Regions from separate parts of the Homo sapiens genome. Here region 1 is linked to region 2. Evidence: chromatin contacts called from ENCODE Hi-C or POLR2A ChIA-PET data. All regions are on one chromosome and are shown on one strand. The core of a region is the stretch at or near the end of the contact, and the rest is flanking DNA. Distances in the headings are between cores, read along the strand shown. Region 1 has its middle 95 kb from the start of CLVS2. Region 2 holds the start of SMPDL3A (sphingomyelin phosphodiesterase acid like 3A).

Region 1 (4,938 bases), core at 962-3,461, 300 kb before region 2:
AATCAGTCTCCTGAAACTCATGCTGAAAAAGGAAGCCGGGGGTTCCCACATGGCAGTGCTGAAGAATGAGGCTTGTCTGGTAAGCAGGATCCTTCTTATGAGTGTCATTTTGTGCTTTGAAAGAATCTTGATGTTACTATCATTAAGGCCAGAAAGAGTACCAACTCTGACTCCTTGTGTCTAGATTTGCCAGCCTCAAGAGGCAAAGGACAGAACAATGACCTTTCAATGCTCATTTTCATTCCTGAAGATAAAATTACTCTCCTGATTTTCCATTCTCCCATGTTCTGTCTTCTACTTTGATGGCGCTGCCTGATAAATGCACTTCTGATTAAAATATGGCCTTATGAAAAGCAGGTTTTACATACAAGAAAAATGCAGAATAATTTAATAAAAGATAAATAAATGGATAGAGGTGGTTTATCTATATCTGAACTCAGATCCTGTCAGATTCTTTTTTAAAGGCCTCTGCTGGTATTCCACCTTCTAGAGCAAAAAAGGCAACAATGTTACTCCCCACCTCCCCACTCCCACTTACAACCTGCCCCACTTACCCCGCAACCTACTTGCAATGTGCCTTTCTAGTTTTGCCTCCACACTGTCCTCACAAAACCTCACTCTACAGCCATGCCTGATGTGTCACCATTCCTAAACTATACCACAAACAGGCCCTCTGCTATGATTTTGCCCATATTCTTCCCCAGGCTTAGAATGCATTACTTCACTAGTCTACCTGAAAAATGATTTTCTCAGGCTTTAAAATCTATCACAGTATCATCTCTGTTCTGGTCCATTTTGTGTTGCTGTAAAGGAATACCTGAGACTGAGTAATTTATAAGGAAAACAGGTTTATTCGGCTCACGGTTCTGCAGGCTGCACAGGCTGTACACTGCAATCTGCTCAGCTTCTGGTGAAGCTTTAGGAAGCTTTTGGTCAAATCAGAAGGGAAGGGAAGGAAGTGTGTTAGATGGTCAGAGAGGGAGCAAGAGAGAGTGGGGAGGTACTGGGTCTTTAAACAACCAGCTTTCAAGTGAACTCATTGCCACGGAGAGGGCACCAAGACATTTAAGAGCCATCTGCCCCAGTGATCCAAATACCTCCCAGCAGCCCCCTCCACCAACATTTAGGATCACACATCAACTTGAGATTTGGAGGGGACACACATTTAGACCTTATCAAGCTCCTAGCTTCAGCTTTCTGTAATTCTATTTTCATTCCTAACTCTACTTTCAGTCAGGAAAAAATTATTCTTTCATTATTCTTTTCATCATACTTTCTAATTCTACTATTTCTCATGCCACATTACACTGACAGGTGTTTGTGCTTCTGTCTCCCTTATTGGGTTGTAAGGCCCTCACAAGTAAAAGCTCCTTCTTATTCATACTCCTATCCCAGCAACCAGATGGAGACCACCAAATATTACATGCCCAATATATGTTTGTTCAGTGCTGGATTGACTTGAAATTAATCTTGTCACAAGAGAAGCAGTGAATTGGGCTCCCCATGCCCATTGGTTTTATTTGTTTACATATACTACAGAGCAATCAATCAACATTGATTTATAATTCTCCCCTGGGAATTATAAAGTGATTTTTGAAAGTATGGGGTAGTGTGGGGTGATGGTGGTGAACTTGGGTTGTACTTGTAAACAAGAGCCTGTAAGAAAACCTGATGCCTTAATAACTGAGGTGTGGTATTTTCCTTGCATCTATCTGGTGGCTATGTGCCTAATTTCTTTCTAAACATAGATCCTGAGTCTAACAGTGCCATCTATATTTCAAATCCTGAGTCTGTGGTGTTTTTTTCCCCCTCAGGTTTGGGAATACATTGGCGACTATGTCAATGAAGTCAGTGAGCATTGCTCATATTCTTAATGTGAGCCCTGAATATGACACCAGACCTGTGTCACTATGAGAACTAAAAGGAAAGTAAGACTAAAGACTCACTACAATAAACTGCCAGAATTTCCCCTTATCTGCATTTCACTGAAATGAAAAACTGTGCCCCTAGCAAAAATCCATTTCCAGCATGGCAAAGGCATAGGCTCAGCAGCTTCTCTCTATAATACTTTAGTAATGAAGCCCTTCTAGCTGGGAATCACATCCTGTCTGTCTGACTTTCACTTAGGAAAACATGTTTATCAACTCAAAGATGAATCATTGTGGCATTTATGTGAAATGGACAAGCCAGGGCTACATAGTTATTTTCCACTGCTATGGCAGCCTTTCTCTTCTATTTACAGCTGAATCTCAGCCCACTCCTGCTGAATAGAAAGTCTGGGCTCCTTCCAGACCTCCCAAATCTGATTATGGAGTCCTCCAAGGATATATCTGATTGGTATACACTACCTTGAGGGCCAGCTCCAGCTCAGGGAGAGTCTTGCTTCTCTGGTCTAATTTGTGTGTCATGGAGATGTCAGCCACACTGAGTCATGAGCAAACATGAGTTGAAGTACAAGGTGTCCTGAAACTACGCAGGGCAAAGCAGAGTCAGACTTCAGCTTTGCTGTCTTCTGACTCCTGATAATATACAAGAGATTTCAATTATAATGCTTCACGTTGACTTCTGTAATTTCTTAAAAGAAATATCTGTCTTTTGTGGAGCAGTATGTTGCAGTGGTTAAAGATGCTGCTGTGATCTGAATGTTTATGTGTCCTCAAAATTTGTATGTTCAAATCCTCACCCCTAAGATGATGGTATTAGAAACTGGGGTCTTTGGGAGGTTATTAAGTCATGTGGGCAGAGAACTCATGAATGGGATTAGGGCCTTTATAGAAGAGGCCTTAGAGAGACTCCTCTATGGATTGCCATGTAAAGTTAGAGTGAGAGGAGCTGTCTATGAGAAAGCTTGCCATCATCAGTGACTGAATATGCTGGTGCCTTGATTTTGGAATTCTCAACCTCCAGAACTGTGAGAAATAAATTGCTGTTGTTTATAAGACACCCCATCTGTTGTATTTTGTTATGGCATTCCAAATGGACTAAGACAAAGTCCTAGGTTTATCAATCAGAAAGAATTGGATTCAGATCCTGGCACTGTCCTTGAGCAGATTAATTGATGTCACTAAATGGCAGTTTTCTCATCTGAGAATTTTGGCTAATCTTAGTATCCACTCTATAGGGTGGTTTTAAAGATTAAATTGAATAAAATATATAAAAGGCAGAGCATAGACCCAAGTGTAATATAAGGGCTCAAAAACTGGTAGATATCATTATGAGTGTTATATTAAATGTCTTATTTCCATAGTAATCCAATGTTCTTTTAGCTGTCACTATCTTCATTCATTCTTCTTGTTTAGTCATTCCCTTAAGTTTAACTGTCTTCAGCAGGCCCCTTTATCTCAAATCTTCTCTTTCTGTTTGAAACAATCCATTTATCCAAAAGGAATAAAGAAAAAATTTTCTCATGTCTGAGAAGAAGCAGTAATGGGTAACAGTAACATTATTTTTTAAAACTCAAAAACTAGGCCGGGCACGGTGGCTCACGCCTGTAATCCCAGCACTTTGGGAGGCCGAGGTGGATGGATCACAAGTCAGGAGATCGAGACCATCCTGGCTAACACAGTGAAACCCTGTCTCTATTAAAAACACAAAAAAAATAAGCCAGGCGTGGTGGCGGGTGCCTGTAGTCCCAGCTACTCGGGAGGCTGAGGTAGGAGAATGGTGTGAACTGAACCCGGGAGGCGGAACTTGCAGTGAGCTGAGATTGCGCCACTGCACTCCAGCCTGGGTGACAGGGTGAAAGTCTATCTAAAAAAAAAAAAAAAAAAAAAAAACACACTCAAAGACTAACATATCATTAAAATGGAACCCAAAGCCCATTTAAGACCTGGTTGTGCTGTTTGTTTCTGTTTATTTGTTTGTTTGTTTTTTCCTACAGTTTCTAATTATTAACAACAGAAATGGACTTAAATTAGGCAGCTGGGCACTAAACCTTGGAGTAATTACTAATATGCCAGAATTTATAGGGTATTGTGTGAGAAGTAATATAAACAAAGTATAAAACTCAAAACAAAGAAAGCTATTTGTAACAATAGCTAAAAAAAAATCTATTTCTTCTTGCAGACATGACTTATACTTGGGTATTCAGCCATGCTGACAATCACCTGATGTTAGAATAAGGCCATGGGCCACCTGATGCTGCTAGGAAATGTTTATATTAGGAAATCTGATACTGCCAGCAACTTTGCTGAAAAGGCCATTTGGTATTCTTTTAATATCTTCAGTTTCATAGACTAATTAACCTGTCTACTTCTGGTCTTTCATCTATTTCTGGGCTTTCAATCTCATATCTTTTCATGCTGTAATCGCTGTATTTATTTGCTAGGGCTTCCAAATCATAAAATTTCATGCCACAAAATTCCATCCCACAAAATACCACAACCTCATTGACTTAAACAACAAAAATGCATTTTTTTCACAGCTCTAAGGCCTGGAAGTCTAAGATCAAGGTGTTGGGAGGTTTGGTTGCTCCTGAGCTCTCTCTCTTGTGACAGTCTCTTTCCTGCTGTGACTTTTTCCTCTGCATATGCACACCTCTCATGTCCCTTATAAGAAGAACTTATAAGGACAGCAGTCATATCAGATCAGGGCCCCAACCTTATGACCTCATTTAACCTTAATTACCTTTTTAGAGGCCCTATTTCCAACCACAGTCATATTGGGGGTTATGGAACACAATTCAGTCCATAAAAAGTCTTGCAGACTAGTCATTTAATGAGGATCAATCTCTCTGACTCTCTTTAATGGAACTGAGATAGCTAAACACTACCCTATAAGCAGCTTGCACAGAGAACAATGTTCACCTTAAATGGCACCTGGACCTAATTTAACCACATTTTACAGGGCCTGGAAAACATGGACACATGTGGGCCTTTTCAGCAGATTAACAGAATGGCACTTCATCAAAATTATTTAATTGTCAGGACAATATTTATA
Region 2 (4,299 bases), core at 134-2,633:
ATTTACAGTTTTTGCTTCAGACCTGACAGCTGAGTCGTGAGGACTTGGCCTTCAAAGAGAAGATATTTGCCCTAGAGCGCTCCCAAGTCCTGAGAAAGCACAGAGGGAGCGAAAGAGGTTTCAGCACTAGGTGCTGCTACCGAGTCTCAGGGACAACTCTCCCCTAAAAGAAAACAGAACCCCACTTCTCTAATTTTGTTTTTCCTCTTAACAGTGCAATTATTTTTAAAGGGAGTTGAGGAGGTGAGGGCACCTTGATTTTTGGAACTGGAGGCTCGGATGGCATTGTACAATCTCCCACCAAAATGTATCTATTCTGGACCAGTGAGTCTCAAACTTAGCCGAAAGGAATCATGCGGAGGGTGGGTTAAACAGCATACTGTGGAAGCCCAACGCCGGCGTTTCAGATTCAGTAGGTCTGGGATGGGCTGGAAATTTGCAATGCTAACAATTTTAAGTGCGGCGGCTGCTGCCACCGGTCCAGGGCACACTTAAGAGAATCACTACTGTAACGGGCACTGTGTTAAGTGCTGGGAGTGAATAAAATGGGTCCCGCCCGCAGGAAACCTAGTGGACATCCAGGTGAAATGAAGTCCCCGTGAGTTCCACGGTAGACTAAGGGGTGAGTCTACCCGAGGGTGCTTTCGCGCTCTGGCTGGGTGAGTGGCAGAAAAAGCCACTGATCTCGGTCGAGCAAGACAGAAGATAGTGTGAGTCACGCTGAAATTTACTTCCCTGAGCTGGTGGGGAAACTGCAGTCCCCCTCCATTCAGGACCGATTAGGGGCCTCTTGCTGTGCTGGACATCGGACTCCCAGCTTCCTCTTCCCTTGAGTCCCGCAGCTTTTCCTTCCTTCCCCAAGGAACAAAACAACTGAGATGCAGGATGTAAACAAAAGCCAGGCTGGCGAAATCCGGCCGACGCGCCCTTGGAGCGCCCCCACCGGCGAGGGCATTTCCCCCGCCCAGCCCCGGCCTCCCGGCTGGACGCCCTAACGCTGTAGTCCCTTGGTCGCCCTCCCCGCGCCCACCAGCCGTGGTCAACGCCGGACGCGTCAGGGGCCCCGCTAGCCCGAGCCTCTGCCGGGGGCAGCTGCCCCCACGCACTTTCTCCTGCTGTGCGCAGGCGCCGCCGCTCCGCGCTCTTTGCCGGCTGGGAAGAGAAGGGTCGCGGACAACTCACCTATCGCCGGAGGAGGATTCCTGCCGCCTGCGGGCGCCACGGGCAGCCCGAGGCCGGAGCGGCAGTGCCAGGCAGTCAGCAGGCAGCAGACGAGTGCGCGCACCAGCGCCATGGAGGGCCGCGGGGCTGACCTGGAGGTTCGGGCTGTCCCGCAGCTCCACTCGGACCGTCAGGCCTGAGGGTGAGGCGGAGACAGAAGACGGCTGCGGGTGTAGACGTCCGACTGATCACGTGCAAAGGCAGATTCCGCAGCGAGTCAGTTCGCCTGACCTTCAGCTGCTGTTTAGCGATGATCTGTTCTCGTATTTCTTAGCGTCAGTGTTTGGCCTAGGAAGGAATGTACTTGTAGAAGCTCAAATTCCGACTCGTGTATCAGTGGTGCAGTTGATGTCAAACACTGACATACTGGTGCTTGGGGATAGAGAAAGACATTCAATTTAGTAAAAGCCAGAAGGAGGGAGAACAAGATCTCTCAAATCCGTGTGTAAAAAGGAAAAAGCAGGGAGTTTTTATTCTGCTAGAGAATAAGAGAGGGGGATTTTCAAAGAATCCAGGGGAAAAGTCTGTTTCTTCAGTCTCAGATAACACCTTTGAGCAATTAGACGTCCAGGCATCCGCAGCTGGTTGCAAAGCCCTTGGAGGTATTCATCCCTTCTGCAAACATTTTTGTGACCCTGAAGTTAACCTCTTTGTTCTTGACGAGGAAGCAGTACCTCAGCAGTTTATAATTATATTGTGGAAACAAGGAGAATATTGGGCAAAAAGCGAGTGGTTAAAATGTGCAAGCAAGCAGGAGCCTGATCAGAATTTTCATTATTTCAGTCACTAAAAAATGCTGGGGTGCTGAAATCTCAACGATCCCGGTTCCATTCTTGGGCCAACCTACCCCAGCTTTAATGGGTAGGGCTCCTCAGTAGAGGTGATGCAGAGAGCCCTGAAGTATCATGATTTGAAGGAAATCAGCAAAAGTTATGGATACTGCAGTGGATCTCGAATTGAAGTCTCTGAACTGGGAACATTAGCACCACCTGGGAACTCTAGTTAGAAATGCAAATTCCCAGGCACCACCCTAGACCTGTTGAGTCAGAAACCTGCTGGAGCCCAGCAGTTTGTGTTTTCACAAGCATTTCAGGTCATGTTAAAGTGATTGTGATGTTTGAAAACCAATGCTCAAAGATACGACGTTTTGTTTTTTGTTTTTTTTAAACTGCCGGGAAGAGAAGGGTCTTAGAATTAGAACATGTTCTGAAATCATGCTTTATGCATTCCAGAGATGCATGGAAATCATAAGTAGAGGTGGTTGATTTGATGCTTCCACGGAACTTTTTTGAATATACTTCTGGCAAAGAAGTAAGTCTATACAAAGAAGTAAGCAAAGATAAGTCTGGCAAAGAAGTAAGTCTATACAAAGAAGTAAGCAAAGATAAGTCTGGCAAAGAAGCCAGAATCCCGAAACTGTGCTGGATCCTGTATTCTGTGTTCCTTCTCTCACCGTTTATGAGGATGCTGATCTCTTGGAGATGACAAGCTAATAATTTAAATTTATAGGGCGTGGAATTCCTTTGCAGAAGAAAATGCTTTCCATAATTACTAACCTCAAAAAAGATGTTGTAGAGTGTATTTCTTTCCCAGCATAGAAAGCTTTGTTTTGTATCCCATGTAATTTAATGGGAGTGTGTGTCATGAAACGGGCTTTGAAGTGGGAAGCAAGGTGCTTCCATTTTCTGTTTTGTAAACCAAAAATAAAATTTGAAGGCCCCCCACAACCATCTGAATGGACGACCATCTGTATGGACTCTTTCCCCAGTCAGGGCACTCTAAAATTTAACCTGAAAGACTGGTTCAGGCCATGAAAAAGGGGATGGGGGGGTTGGACATGCGTAATTAACATCAACATAGACCATAAGTCTGATAAGAAACATTTAAGATCTGTTTTCTCTAAAGCCTGCTACGTGGAGGCTTCGTCTGTGTGACAAAATCTGGGTCTAACAACCCCTTATCATAACCCAGACATCCTTTCTATTGATAATAACTTTTTCAATCAACCAATTGCCAATCAGGACATGTTTAAATCTTCCTGTGATCTGGAAACACCCACCCCCCGCCCAGCTTCAAGTTGTCCTGCCCGTCTAGATCGAACCAATGTAAAAATCTTACATGTATTGATTGCTGTATCATGTCTCCCTAAAATGTATAAAAGCAAGCTGTATCCTGACCACCTTGGGCACATGTCAAGACCTCCTGAGGCTGTGTCACTGGCCCATCCTTAACCTTGGCAAAATAAACTTCCTAAATTGATTGAGACCTGTCTCAGGTACTTTTGTGTTACAGTTTCAAGTCCTGCCAGGGCAGCCGAAGTCCTGCTTCAGCTTTTGGATGATTCAAAAGCTTGCAAGAACCAAAGTGCATTCCAGTGGAGGACAAGATGGTCCCTGGAGTTTCTCAGTTCACAACCTCTAGAATATGGGAGAAAATGGAGCCAGAAAAAACTGGTGAGCTGGTGAGAGAAAACGACTGTAAGGATTAACAAAACAACTTAGGAGTTTTTAGTCCAAACATTTAAAGCTAGGAAAAGGATAAATTATAAAAATAGCTCTTTTCACTCCTTTTTTTTTTTTTTCCAATTTCAATATACTTTACTGGAAGTAACTGGTTGCAAAATAGTTTTTCAGTAAGCATAAAACAAGGCATACACATTTTGAAACTTAAGAAATGTTTGAAATCCTAAAAAGTACAGTATATTAAAATTAGTGGGTAGAAACACCATCCTTCTTTCTACTCACTCCACTTTCTTTTTTTTTTTCTTAATACTCACTAAGAAGCAAAAAACTACAGTGCCCCAACATCTCTACAGGCATATCTCAACCATGGGCATATATTTGTAGGTCTCCATGTGCCAGGTGTACAAATATGTCATCGTGAGTGTGTATATCTGGGTGAGGGAAATCACATGAAAGAAGAGCAGAAGCTTCACAAAACAGCCTTAGCTTAGTTTGTATCATTGAGACCTTCGTATCATTTCAGAAATGTTCTTCCAGGGCCTGTTGGTCAAATTGCCTTTGGTCTTGGTCATTTTTCCTTTCCTTTAATTATGTTTCTTAACTATGTTAAGAAACA

The links. Hi-C counts contacts between places; a loop is a spot of excess contacts on that map. ChIA-PET counts read pairs that join two places held with the same protein, here RNA polymerase II (POLR2A). Pooled maps may share reads with other maps.
Region 1: a loop to region 2 is called in a map of gastrocnemius medialis, with 2.3 times the contacts of the local background. The contact joins the enhancer-like site here to the promoter of SMPDL3A in region 2. A Hi-C loop is called at or near these places in 1 of 168 maps with a recorded cell type or tissue (gastrocnemius medialis) and 1 of 50 pooled maps. POLR2A ChIA-PET finds 5 or more read pairs at or near these places in 1 of 52 experiments (MCF 10A).

The regions. Positions count from the first base shown.
Region 1 is chr6:123,088,649-123,093,586 of GRCh38, reverse strand. No RefSeq gene overlaps it. Among named protein-coding and RNA genes, the nearest start is that of CLVS2, 95 kb to the right of the region's middle. Within about 2 kb of position 2,211, at least 10 of the 41 ENCODE cell types and tissues checked have a DNase peak (open chromatin) inside an H3K27ac peak, as active enhancers do; they include gastrocnemius medialis, where a contact is called at or near this core.
Region 2 is chr6:122,786,342-122,790,640 of GRCh38, reverse strand. SMPDL3A (sphingomyelin phosphodiesterase acid like 3A) reads right to left here and starts at 1,383. Exons shown (of 8, transcript NM_006714.5): 1 at 1,183-1,383. The coding sequence starts at 1,294. RefSeq lists enhancers at 572-1,071, 1,072-1,573 and a silencer at 1,063-1,357.